3 separate regions of the Homo sapiens genome follow, and all the other regions are linked to region 1. The links are chromatin contacts, found by Hi-C or POLR2A ChIA-PET in ENCODE. All regions are on one chromosome and are shown on one strand. Each heading gives the region's core, a stretch centred on a gene start or an enhancer-like site at or near the end of the contact. The rest is flanking DNA. Distances are from core to core; before and after follow the strand shown.

Evidence for each region. Hi-C counts contacts between places; a loop is a spot of excess contacts on that map. ChIA-PET counts read pairs that join two places held with the same protein, here RNA polymerase II (POLR2A). Pooled maps may share reads with other maps.
Region 2: a map of endothelial cell of umbilical vein shows a loop between it and region 1 (4-fold over the local background). The contact joins two enhancer-like sites. A Hi-C loop is called at or near these places in 2 of 168 maps with a recorded cell type or tissue (endothelial cell of hepatic sinusoid and endothelial cell of umbilical vein), 1 of 37 single-sample maps with no recorded cell type and 1 of 50 pooled maps. POLR2A ChIA-PET finds 5 or more read pairs at or near these places in 2 of 52 experiments (OCI-LY7 and Panc1).
Region 3: a loop to region 1 is called in a pooled map, with 3 times the contacts of the local background. The contact joins two enhancer-like sites. A Hi-C loop is called at or near these places in 3 of 168 maps with a recorded cell type or tissue (IMR-90, PC-9 and endothelial cell of umbilical vein) and 5 of 50 pooled maps. POLR2A ChIA-PET finds 5 or more read pairs at or near these places in 7 of 52 experiments (A673, GM12878, H1 and 4 more).

The regions. Positions count from the first base shown.
Region 1 is chr16:75,287,090-75,289,628 of GRCh38, reverse strand. No RefSeq gene overlaps it. Among named protein-coding and RNA genes, the nearest start is that of BCAR1, 37 kb to the right of the region's middle. Within about 2 kb of position 1,273, at least 6 of the 41 ENCODE cell types and tissues checked have a DNase peak (open chromatin) inside an H3K27ac peak, as active enhancers do; they include endothelial cell of umbilical vein, where a contact is called at or near this core.
Region 2 is chr16:75,341,144-75,343,682 of GRCh38, reverse strand. The region is part of intron 5 of CFDP1 (craniofacial development protein 1); the gene reads left to right. Among named protein-coding and RNA genes, the nearest start is that of BCAR1, 91 kb to the right of the region's middle. Within about 2 kb of position 1,267, at least 7 of the 41 ENCODE cell types and tissues checked have a DNase peak (open chromatin) inside an H3K27ac peak, as active enhancers do; they include endothelial cell of umbilical vein, where a contact is called at or near this core.
Region 3 is chr16:75,233,527-75,236,065 of GRCh38, reverse strand. It overlaps BCAR1 (BCAR1 scaffold protein, Cas family member), which reads left to right. Exons shown (of 7, transcript NM_014567.5): 5 at 80-1,177; 6 at 2,131-2,220. Among named protein-coding and RNA genes, the nearest start is that of CTRB1, 16 kb to the right of the region's middle. RefSeq lists a silencer at 1,938-1,997 and an enhancer at 2,157-2,539. Within about 2 kb of position 1,270, at least 16 of the 41 ENCODE cell types and tissues checked have a DNase peak (open chromatin) inside an H3K27ac peak, as active enhancers do.

The DNA.
Region 1 (2,539 bases), core at 24-2,523:
ACCCTGTCTCAAAAACAAACAAACAAAAAAATCACCTTTTTTAAAATTACAAGTCTGATTTGAACCATGACAGACACTATCCTGCCCACAATTTTTAAGAACAAGTGACTAATATTTTATCTAGCTCTCACATCCACATTTAGTGAAAACTCATCTAACTCCCAAAGGAAGTGATGTCCCTTTATCCAGGAGTTGGAAATTGTCAAGGAAACTGTTTGCAGGAAGTGGGAAGTGGAAAGAGTGAGTCAGTGCTAAGAGGTGTTTGGCAGCCTTCTGCAGGGCATAGTGCTTGTCCCCTGCTGTGGTGTGAATGGCTGACAAGGACAGTCCAAGGACACCTTCTTAGCTGGTCCTGTGGAGTCCAGAGACTCCCCTGGAGTTGACTTTCCTGGCCTTGCTCTTGTCCTCTCCAAGTCCCAAATGGGTGTGTCAGATTTCCAGGGCATCTGGTACCTTCTCATTACTGAAAAAAACTGCCCTAAAACAGGATAATGTCAAAAGTAAAATAAGCCTCTTGATGTGCTCTGCTCACCTATTTCCTGAGGAATGCAGTGCTCTAATTAGGAAGTCTGCATAAGGTCTCTAGGGGCAAAACGGGACACATTAAGAAGGAAATCCTGAGTGAGCTGTACACTGTCAGCATCCATATGGAGGTACTGGACTAAGGCCTGACAGACACTTAGCTGGCACCTGACTTCAGAACTGGGCAGTGCAGGTTAGCTGAGTGGCTGGCACCGCGAAGGCCAGGAGACGTCCTGGGCAGGAGTGGAGTGATGGTGCTTCTGGCACCCTGGCAGGGACCAGGAAGGCCGGTGACAGGCTCTCCAGGTGCCATGCTGCCTCGTGGCAGCAGAACAGAGGCGATGTGGTTGGTGTGGTGAGATGGGAGTATGTGGTGTGGCGTAGTTAACATGGTGTGGTGTGATGTGGTCTGCGGTCTGACACGGGGTGGTAGAAAGGGCTAGAACAGGCTCTCAAGATCAGTCTTCTGCTTTTTGGTATCAGTCCTTAGCCAGATCTGGAATTGCTCAGGCATGTTGGGTGAGACTTAGGACTTTTTTAATTACCAAAAAGTACAGGTGAACAAACAGGAATTGGGCTGAGAATGGTGGGTTCCTGGGAAGGATCAGAAGCTTTTAGCTTCATCAGCGAACGATCGGTTGGTCCTGCATGCCAGATGCTTCCTGACATGCTATCTTGTTAGATCCTCTGCCCTTTCAGAGGAGGAAACTTGCCTGAGGTCATCTGGTAACACAGCCAGGGCCGCACCCACATGGCATGGCTGGAGGGCAGGATGTAGGAGGCAGCAAGATTGAACAGCCTCTCATCACCCCCTGGATCCCAGCGCCATGTTGGGAAGGAAAGACCCGAGGGCAAGGAGACAGAAAAACCAAAGGTTGAGAAGGTTCTTGCAGATGAAGAGCTGCCTTCTGGTACCGAATTTTTGTGTCAAGAGTTCACTGAGATGTGGGCACCCTGGCCTCAGCTCTGGTACCGCCCAGTCTAGGGCAGCTTCTGACCCACTCTTTGCAGGGGAGAGGGGGTACTGCTGAGAAGTCCTTACCTAGGACTTAAGCCCTGCTTCAGACAGGCCTGGTGGCCGGGTGTCACCCATGTCTAAGCTCTGCTCCATGGTCACGTTTCTGTGCTGAGCATTTCTGAGTGGAGGGTGTTGCCCTCTTTGAGACACTGCCTGGGGTTAGGGAGTGAAGGGAGGAGGTGCCCAGATGACTGCAGCCACTTGGTGTGTGGGAGGTTCAGCAACTCAGGGACATTGAGTGCCACTCCCCTGCCCCGCCTTCTCTGGGCTGGAGATTCCCATCTTGGCCTCTTCTGCTTCTTCTTTTTTTGAGACAGGGTCTCGCTCTGTCGCCCAGGCTGGAATACAGTGGGGTGATCTCAGCTCACTGCAGCCTCAGCCTCCCTGGGCTTAAGCAGTCCCCCCACCTCAGCCTCTTGAGTGCTGGGACTACAGGCATGCACCACCACGCCTGGCTAAGTTTTATATTTTTGGTAGAGACGGGGCTTCACCATGTTGCTCAGGCTGGTCTCCAACTCCTGAGCTCAAGCAGTCGTTGTGAGCCAGCCTGCTAAGTCTTTTTTACTATTGCTTTTATTTATGCCCTCCTAGAGCAACTTAAGTCCAAAAATACTACCAGATGCAATCTTTGTGCACAGGCAAGTTGACTCCAGCAAGGAAACTGGGATGGAGAAGTCCAGCAGGGTCGCACGACAGAGCCCCTCCTTGGGGCCTCTCTCCCTCCTATGCAGCCAGCTTTTGTTGTTTGTGGTCTCAGAAAGCTGGTGAGTAGGCTGAGTCTGTGTTCATATAAGGTGCAAGGTGGCTGTGCTAGGGAGGAGGAGGGAGAGAAACTAACATAAGGAGAGCGCTGTCGGGTCAGACACATGGCTTGACATCCTCCTTCTAACCCCTCCTATCTCTGGGATCCGGCTAAATCCCTCAACCCCTGCGTCTCGGATTCCTCACCTTTGAAAGGTTGCTCAGGATGGTGAATAATCCTGCTCTGCCTACCTCACA
Region 2 (2,539 bases), core at 18-2,517, 54 kb before region 1:
TACTGCCTAGTTTCTTTTTGGAAGCTTGTAAAATAATTGAGCTAGTGATGAAGTCATGAACTCTTTTCCAGGCTTCCCCAGGTGCCCTGAGGCCTTGTGTCCCCCAACCCCCTCAAATGACTGGGAATTGGCCTAGCTGTTTTGTCATACACATACATTTTCTCTACATTTCCTTTCCATCTTGGAACTGTTCCATTAGTGTTTGTTTCTCATCTACATGATGTGGAACTAACTGCACCTTTTTTGCTGGAAAAAAATGGAGTCAACACATTTAGTGTAAGGAAACCATAGCCAGGCTGTTCCACGACTCCTTGAGGACTGCTCAGAGGTGGAATCCTCAACAGAGGAACTGCTATTCAGCAAGAGAGAACATGCATGTGCGGAGAGGCCTGCTATCTAGTGCCAGCAGCATTTTGTTCTCTAAAGAGCTAAAATGTAAAGGAGTTTTTGCTGGAACATTTTTTAACTTATTTAGTGTCATGTAGTAGAGCCTTGCAGTTTAGCCCAGGGACTTTTTTCCATTTTTCTGAGGACAAAGCAAGTCTCTGTCTTCCCCAAGAACAACCAGAAGTTGGTACCTATGGGGTTTGTTCACTAATAGTCCTGACCTTAAATCTAGTTGTTTTCTTCCAGGGAGCTCAGAGTGCCTTACCAGGGAGACTGCCATCCTCCATGCAGCAGATCTCCAGTGACCCCATTGGATTGAGGGGGTGCCATCTCACCTAGGGCAGACTCCTCAACCTTAGCACCACTGACATTTGGGCTGGATAGTTCTTTGTCCTGTGCATTACAGCATGTTTAGCAGCATCCCTAGCCTTTACCCACTAGATGTCTGTAATATCTTCCCCAGATTGTGGCAACCAAAAATTTCTCCAGACTGTACCAAATGTTTCCTGAGGGCAGAATGACCCAAGGTTGAGAATCACTGCCCTGTGGTTTCTTCCAAAGGCAAGAGGAAGATTGCTGATTCTTAACCTAGCCACCTAACCTCAAAATATTTGTTCTTCTTCCCCCAAGTAAGAGCCTAGAGAAAGGATGTTTTTTTTCCGCTGTAGTATGCAGATAGAGCCCACGTGTGCAGATGTACAGGGCCAGGCAGAACTCTAACTCTGCATTTGGCTTTGGCTACCATTAGGGGTGGGAAGTGATGAGCCAGCAGTGACCTCCTTACTACCTGCCCCTTTTGTTCCAAGTAAACAAACTTTTACAGCCTTTCTGTTAATGAGTCAGCTGGTAAAGAAAACAATCTACTTTGCCAAAGCTATTCTGAAGCTGAGACATGGCAGAGTTTTGGATACATAAGTTCCTGTTATACTGACTTTTTCTTCCTGGCAAATGAGGAAGGATACTAGTGCAGACAGGAGTGCCAACAAGGATTTGTGACTGTAGCAAGTAGCAATTTTTTAAAACAATACATCCCAGACTTTTCCAGCAATGGTAATTCAAAAGCACCAGTGTTCTCTACATCTTAAAGTAAAAAGTAAACTTCGATGTTAACAGAGGGTTATAAAATCATTGGCATAGCAGAAGCCACAAATCAATCCTGACAGTGAATTTTTGGCAATGTGCTGGCCTTTGGAAACATCTGTTGGTGTGGCCTGTGATATTCAGGGATGAGGTACATCCTTAAAAAAGCTATTTAACTTGGAATGTGTGAACTATACAAATATTAGGAATTAATAAAATGCCACTGGAGTTTTAGAAGAGAAAGAGACCACAGGGACCTGCTTCTTTTGCAGGAAAGGGAAGTTAAGAGAGGCAAAGGACCAGAACAGAGTCGAAAGACCTAGGTCTTTTGATTGCTCCAGCTAGAGTTACTTTTCCATGGAACCACACTGCCTCGTTACCTGGCTGCTTGAGTACAGCAATAAACTGAGCACAGAAAGGGAGTCCTAGAAACGGTGGAAAATACTAAAGCAAGAAGAAGAAAGAGAACAGGACAGCTTGGCCTCCCCCAGAAATGCTATGGCTGGAGCTGTGGAAAGTGTGTCAGCATTGCAGGGTCAGGCCTTTTTTTTTTTTCCTTTCTACACTCTGCTGAAACCTTCTGCTGTCAAAGAAGCCTTCCCAAATTGCCAGAGCAATGCCAGACATAGGAGTTGCATTTATAATCCCCTCACTGAGAGGGTTCCCTTGAAGTTTTGCTTTAAACTCTCTGCTAATCTAGCCAATCTCTTATTTTGGAGAAAAACTACCAATCTTCTCTTGACAGCCTCAAGATAATCTCTTCATAATTTCCTTCCTCCAAGGTAGATGCTAGGAACAAACAAAAGAAAACCTTTCTGAACATTATAGCAAAGCCAGTTAGGTTGCCATAGGGTTATTAATAACTTTGAATCCCACTGTGGACTAGGAATAGTAGGTCCCAGTTAAGAACAGCAGCTGTCAAAGAGAATTGTAGCTGGTGGTATGTGGTGCAGGTGGACGGGTGGGCAATTACTGCTGCAACTTGCCTAATTTACAGCCATTAACATTTACATAAAAATTCATTTAAAAACTGGTGCCTTGTCAGGAAGACCCAATGAGATGCACATAGCAT
Region 3 (2,539 bases), core at 21-2,520, 54 kb after region 1:
GTGTGGCTGGGTGCTGCCCCCAGTCCCTGGGGTGGGCAGATGGACAGATGGACAGTCTTGACCACCGCTTGTCCCCCAGGTCTACGACGTTCCTCCATCGGTGAGCAAGGATGTGCCCGATGGCCCACTGCTGCGTGAGGAGACCTACGATGTGCCCCCCGCCTTCGCCAAGGCCAAGCCCTTTGACCCGGCCCGCACCCCACTGGTACTGGCTGCGCCCCCTCCAGACTCCCCGCCGGCCGAGGACGTGTATGACGTGCCGCCCCCGGCTCCTGACCTCTACGACGTGCCCCCTGGCTTGCGGCGGCCTGGCCCGGGCACCCTGTACGATGTGCCCCGTGAACGGGTGCTTCCTCCTGAGGTGGCTGATGGTGGCGTGGTCGACAGTGGTGTGTATGCGGTGCCTCCCCCAGCTGAACGTGAAGCCCCGGCAGAGGGCAAGCGCCTGTCGGCCTCCAGCACCGGCAGCACACGCAGCAGCCAGTCTGCGTCCTCCTTGGAGGTGGCAGGGCCGGGCCGGGAACCCCTGGAGCTGGAAGTTGCTGTGGAGGCCCTGGCACGGCTGCAGCAGGGTGTGAGCGCCACCGTTGCCCACCTTCTGGACCTGGCAGGCAGCGCCGGTGCGACTGGGAGCTGGCGTAGCCCCTCTGAGCCACAGGAGCCGCTGGTGCAGGACCTGCAGGCTGCTGTGGCCGCTGTCCAGAGTGCCGTCCACGAGCTGTTGGAGTTTGCCCGCAGCGCGGTGGGCAATGCTGCCCACACATCTGACCGTGCCCTGCATGCCAAGCTTAGCCGGCAGCTGCAGAAGATGGAGGACGTGCACCAGACGCTGGTGGCACATGGTCAGGCCCTCGACGCTGGCCGGGGAGGCTCTGGAGCCACCCTTGAGGACCTGGACCGGCTGGTGGCCTGCTCGCGGGCTGTGCCCGAGGACGCCAAGCAGCTGGCCTCCTTCCTGCACGGCAATGCCTCACTGCTCTTCAGACGGACCAAGGCCACTGCCCCGGGGCCTGAGGGGGGTGGCACCCTGCACCCCAACCCCACTGACAAGACCAGCAGCATCCAGTCACGACCCCTGCCCTCACCCCCTAAGTTCACCTCCCAGGACTCGCCAGATGGGCAGTACGAGAACAGCGAGGGGGGCTGGATGGAGGACTATGACTACGTCCACCTACAGGTGGGTGCCGCCTGCCCAGCCCCGGCTCCTCTTCTGCCACGCTGGGCTCCTGTGCTTAGGGGGAGATTTGTTCTCAGCTGGGGCCTGGTCCCTGGCAAGGCCCTGCACCCTCCTCTCACTTTGACCTCCCTCACCCCACATTGGCCCCATGTGCTAGGGTGGCCATGTCATCGAGCCCTTCGTTGAGTCCCTCGGGCTGGTATCTCTGGTGACCAGCAGCGGTGACTCTGCTGTTCTGTGTGGGGAGACAGATCTGCAGAAATGTGCACACACACAAGGATGCTCTGAGCGTGGGGGAGCAGCAGGAGGTGGTGGGAGGTGGCTGGGACTGCTCCTCCCAGGCTGGCCCCTGGAGCAGAGGCCTGGGTGCTAGCCGGGTGGGAGTCCTGGTAAGGAACATTCCAGGCTGAGCTGGGCCAGAGAGGCATCCAGGGGCAGGGACCAGGTGGCCAGGCCTTTAGGCCAAGGGGGAGGGATTGGGTGTGATTCCTGGTGTTGGAGCCTGGGAAGGCAGGGTGGAGCTTGCGGACTTTCTGCGGGTACCCCACCCTCTGCCCAGTCTCTTCCTGAGCTGGCAGGCGGTGAAAGGGGCTGCCAGGGTTGCTTCCTAGGAAGCCACCTTCTCTGTGTGTCCCCGCATGTGCCAGCCTGGGGGGGCTGTGTCCCACATATGCCAGCCTGGGGGAGTGTGTGTGTGTGTGTGTGTGTGTGTGTGTGTGTGTGTCTGTCTGCCTGCCCCTGCACGTGCCAGTCTGTGTGTGTGTTCACGTGTGCTTGTGTGTGTGTGTGTGTCCACGTGTGCTAGTGTGTGTGTGCGTCCACGTGTGCGTGTGTGTGCGCGCACACGCAGCACCACCTGGTGGCCACTCAGCTCACTGCGCCCGCCACAGGGCTGGCCTGTGCTTCTGGCTCAGAAAACTGGCCTCAGCGCAGCCCCTGTCTCTGCCCTCCAGGGGAAGGAGGAGTTTGAGAAGACCCAGAAGGAGCTGCTGGAAAAGGGCAGCATCACGCGGCAGGGCAAGAGCCAGCTGGAGTTGCAGCAGGTGAGGCCCCGGAGCAGAGCAAGGCCCAGCTTTGCCCGCTGACCCCCTGAGCCCCCAGCTCTTGCCCTGCAGGGCCGACCCCGGGTCCCCAGCTTCTCATGTTGTCTGACAGTGCTCAGAGCTGGGCCCGGCCTGCCACCCCCCTGCCTCCTGACCATCTTCATCTTTTCACTTGGTTTATTTTAAAGTTTTCAAGAGTAATTGTTGGAGACATTTAGGGAATTAGAGAGTGGGGTGAGAGCAGAAAATAGACCCCTCACAGCTGCCATAGGCTCAGCACGGGGCTGGCTCTGCCCTGCTCCTTCCTCCAAGCTGCTCC